Linked DNA regions of Homo sapiens: region 2 is linked to region 1. Evidence: chromatin loops called from intact Hi-C (ENCODE). Cell type or tissue: B cell. All regions are shown on one strand.

What was found. Hi-C counts contacts between places; a loop is a spot of excess contacts. Peaks named below come from ENCODE experiments on the same cell type or tissue, not always from the same donor. Only the 100,000 strongest peaks of a DNase experiment are listed, where the experiment ranks them.
Region 2: a loop joins it to region 1, with 8 times the contacts of the local background. A loop is called at or near these places in 4 of 110 quality-filtered maps.

Annotation. Positions count from the first base shown.
Region 1 is chr7:95,714,541-95,717,040 of GRCh38, forward strand. All of the region lies in intron 2 of LOC105375409 (a long non-coding RNA gene), which reads left to right. Among named protein-coding and RNA genes, the nearest start is that of DYNC1I1, 57 kb to the right of the region's middle. In B cell, no CTCF peak of the experiment used is centred here; a DNase peak (open chromatin) is centred at 961.
Region 2 is chr7:97,063,857-97,066,356 of GRCh38, forward strand. No RefSeq gene overlaps it. Among named protein-coding and RNA genes, the nearest start is that of DLX5, 40 kb to the left of the region's middle. In B cell, CTCF peaks have their summits at 1,323 (motif pointing left) and 1,530; a DNase peak (open chromatin) is centred at 1,315.

The DNA.
Region 1 (2,500 bases):
TAGATTCATGAAACAACGTAATGCAAGAGTTTGCAAACTTTTCTTAAAGAGCCATATAATCAATCTTTAGGCTTTGTGACCAGGAAACAAAATTGAGGCTATTAGGTAGGTATTTTACATAATCATTTGAAATGTAGCCATTTAAAAATGTAAAAGGCATTTTTAGTCCACGGGCATTAAAAATAGAGGCAGCTGATAAGACCTGGTGGACAGGTCATAGTTTGCCAACCCCTGATATAGAAAGTCCAGAAATAAACCCACATAATATGGACAACTGATGTTTTATTTTTGTTTTTTATCTTTATAAAGATGCAAAGGCAATGCAGTGGAGAAAAGATAAACATTCTAACAAATGATATTGAGAGAGTTGGCTGACTGTTCATATGCAAAAATATGACCTTGAATCCACAGCTCACACATATGCAAAAATTAAAATGGATCATGGACCTAAAGGTAAAACTTAAAACTATACAACTACCAAAAGAAAAGATAGAAGAATATCTACATGATCTTGGATTAGACAAAATTTTCTTAGATACGACACCAAAAGCACAATTCATGAAAGAATACTCTAATAAATTATGTTCCATGAATTAAAAACATTTACTCTTTAGAAAATAGTTAAGAGAATGAGAAAACAAGCCACAGAGTGGAAGAAAATATTTGCGAAACATATATCTGACTTGTTTCCAGAATACCTAGAATACATAAACAACTCTAAAACTCAACAATAAGAAACAAGTGAGCCTAATAAAAAATGAACAAAATAATTTTACAGAAATTTTACCAATGATGATACATGGATGATAAATTAGAACATGAATAGATGTTCATCATTAGTCATAGTCAAAGTCATAATAAGATACCACTGCCAACCTATCAAAGTGACTGAAATTAAGAAGGTCATTTAAATCAAGTGTTGTCAATTAAGTGGAGGAACTGAAACTCACACAGGGCTGGTGGGGATTTTGAAAGAGTATGACAGTGTCTGAAAATGCTAAACATTCACCTCCCATGTAATCCAGCCATGACATAATTAGTTATTTACCCAAGACAAAAGAAATATATCCTTATACAAAGACTTGTACATGAATGTTCACAGTAGCTTTGTTTGTAATAACCTAAAAATGAAAGCCAAACCAAATGTTTATCAATTAGTGAATGGATAAATTGTAACATACCTATACAATGAAATAGTACTAAGCAGTAAAACAAAATGAATTATTGGTACATGGAATAACATTGATATATTGCAAAATAATCATGTTTAATGAAAAAAGGCAGAAAAGAGTGTGCACTATATAATTTAATTTACATAAAATTTCAGAAAATGCAAAGCAATCTATAGTGATAGTGTATATTTATAGCAGTGCAATCTATAGTAAATTGTGTAATCTATAGTAACAGAGGTTGCTTGGGGATGGGAGGGAAGGTAGGAGTAGGACAGCAGATAACAGTAGGAGGGATGGAGGAGTTAAAAAGAAGAATGAGACATTTTTGGAGATGAATATGTTCACTTTCTTTATTGTGATGATGTTTAATAGGTCTATACAGATATCAAAAGTTTTCAAATTGTTGAGTTAAATATGGCCACTTTACTGTATGTCACTTATACCTCAATGGAGTTGTTTTAAAAACCTGCTCTCCAAAACGCATGGCTAAACACATGAAAACACAAGTCACATATTGGGAGAAAATTTTGCAAAATGCAGATAATCACTTCCACTTCCACTAAGATAGAGTAGACTACTTTCTTCTATCCTTCCAATATGTGTAACTAAAAATCCTGGACATTATGTAGAAGACAAACATAAGAATACTCTGAAAGGTGGAAAGAAGGAGGCAGACCAGCTAAAGATCTTGGGACCTAAGGAACACCACCATAGTGAGTTCCCTGGGTTTTCTTTTTGCCTTATCTATTACATACTTGGAGATAAGGAAACTGGCAAGCTAGAAACTTGAGTTGAAGCAGACAAAAATAGCCATGACAAAAGCCTGCTCTCTCTAGCCAAGTACTAAAAAAGGAGCAACCTGGCAAGATGTGAAGCTTTTAGACAATAACTACTCTACTCCAACCAAACACCACACAAGAGTACTGTAACCCCACTGCTACCAATGTCAGTAAAGGCCGAGTGGGAGCCTACACTTCCACCTTGGTAAGGCTGTAATGAAGCACCAACATGACAACGGAGGTGGTGTCAGAAGAGACCAAACAAGAAGCCGGAACTTTCATGTTTGCCAGCTTGTAATGAATCCCCCCATCCCACCATGGTGTCAGTGGAGGCTAAAGGGCGGTCTAGACTTCCACTCTTGCCTGTTAATAACAAGGAATCTCTTTCTTTCCTCTACTGAGTTGGAGAACAAAGAGGCCTAGTGGAGAGTCAGGCCTTTCACATTGCCCACTACTAACAAGGTCAACTCAGCCCTGTTAGTGGAGACCACACAGGGAGTTGCTGTATGAATGTATTCAGGTTTAAACAGAAAATCCCTTGTCAGGGAA
Region 2 (2,500 bases), 1.3 Mb after region 1:
TAGTTTGTGATATCCTTATCTTTAACTCTTTTATGATGTTACCATCAGTGATAGAAATAAGAACTAGAATGCTTCTGTTACCCCAAGAAAGCAGGAGATGGAAAAAAAATCCAGATGCTTAAGATTGCAGGCTTAAAAAATTCTTGCTTACATTTTAGTGTGCAGTTAGCTTCTGACCACCTTAATTTAAATAGTATCTTTGTGGGGTAGAAAGAAACCCCAGGAATTTTGGTTAAATACAGCTCAGTTACTATAGAAGACGGTCATTAAATATTTTATAAGGTATTTTATGTAGCATGTATTTACAAAGGGTACATACAGTGCTACTTAAGAGCCCCTATTATGTACACAAAACATGTTGTTATAGGATGCTATGTTCAGATCATAAGCTACAGCCTAAACATCTAAAATAATTAAAATATCCAAAATCTATTTAATGGCGTGGCATTTAGGACTGTGTAAACACGTAAGAAAGTGTGCTTTGGGCTTCCAAATAATCCACTGTATTAAAAGCTACATTCTAAAACAGTGAACAGAGAACTCTGGAGTTCTGCTGTCACAGTAAACCTGTGCAACTAAATCAAACACTCCTGGTCAGATATTAAATGATTAAAACATTTCCAAAATCACTTGAAAAAGAACAAATCCATCACATCATTATAGCTAAGTTTACTGCTTAAGAAGCAATACGGCCGGGCGCTGTGGCTCACTCCTGTAATCTCAGCACTTTGGAGGCCGAGGCGGGCGGATCACGAGGTCAGGAGATGGAGACCATCCTGGCTAACACAGTGAAACCCCGTCTCTACTAAAAATACAAAAAATTAGCCGGGCGTGGTGATGGGCGCCTGTAGTCCCAGCTACTGGGGAGGCTGAGGCAGAAGAATGGCGTGAACCTGGGAGGCGGAGCTTGCAGTGAGCCGAGATCGCGCCACTGCACTCCAGCCTGGGCGACAGAGCAAGACTCTGTCTCAAAAAGGAAAAAAAAAAAAGAAGCAATAGCACAGCCCTGCCTACAGTACCTCAGAAAACCCAGTGCTAACGAATTGTTACGAACCCAGTGTAACGAATTGTATTAAGAAGCAAAAATGCAAAAACAGCAGCCTGATTATTTTTAAAATTATAACATACCCTCAGGTAAGTAGCTTGAATTTGCCTCCCGGGCAGAGATTGGATGTGGAGGAGAGCTGAGTTGGGAAGCATTTTGGCTGCAAGTATTAGAGATTTTAAATTTTTCTCCTGAACTGAAAAAGTTCCATTGTAAGCCCACTGAATACTGTGCATCTAACCTTGAGGCAACCTAGCAACAGTGACATCTAGTGGTCACACTAATTGCATCTCCTCACCTCTCTTCCTCCCCAAACCCTTCCCAAAAGAGTGATATCAGAGTTAAGCATTTAAAGTTGAATCTCTCTGCTAATATCTACCCTTAAATGGTCTTTCTGGGTCTCTAAGTTGTTTCAAATACAAGTATTGATAGATCAGGGCTAAAATGTTTAACTGAGTCTTTCTTTGATTTGTATGAAAGTCACCTTGCAATATAGCAAAAGGAGAACAATCGGGCCCAAATATTAAAAAAAAAAAAAAAAAAAAAAAAAGACAAAACAAGTCTGACAGCCCGAAGATCTTCGTCATGATTAGAACGCTCAGAGTTGCTTTGTCCTGCTCCTATACTCCATCACACAGAAGGCTGCCACCAGACTAATCTCCCCAAATAGTAACTGTCATCAATGCTTCAGTTGTCCCCAGCTGCCCACCACATTGAATTCATACGTACCTGCCTGGCTTTCAAAGCACTCATAAGAATCACCCACTGTACTTATTTCTAACAATTCCTCATTTCTCTACTCCAGCCAAGTTAGTTTCTTTTCTGTTCTCTGGATCCATCATAGTCCTTTCTCTTTTCTTGCCTTTTTTCCTCCTTTTCTCGCTCCTTTCTTCTCTGATATCTATTTTTCAAAGCTCATTTTAAGTTCATCCCTTCTACAAAGCCATATCTTCATTATTGCTCAAGCCTATGCCGACCTCTCATTTCTCTGAATTTCCATTTCATTTACACTTAGTACCACTCAGTGAAGCATTAAATGGCTTCACTGGTGTTTCAGGCTTCTTGGTCTTGTCTCATCTGCAAGTTTTAAAACTCTGCCAAAGCAAGAGTTGATATCTTATATGTCTTTTTGTATTTTCCATAGTCGTTTATTTTGTTTGTTTGTTTTGTTGCTGTTGTTGTTTAAGACGGAGTTTCGCTATTTTACCCAGGCTGGAGTGCAATGGCACCATTTCTCCTTGCTGCAACCTCCACTCCCCAGACTCAAACGATTCTCCTGCCTCAGCCTCCCGAGTAGCTGGGATTATAGGCATCTCCACTACCACACCTGGCTAATTTTTACATTTTTAGTAGAGATGGGGTTTCGCCATGTTGGCCAGCTGGTCTTGAACTCCTGACCTCAGGTAATCCATCCACCTCGGCCTCCCGAAGTGCTAGGATTACAGGCATGAGCCA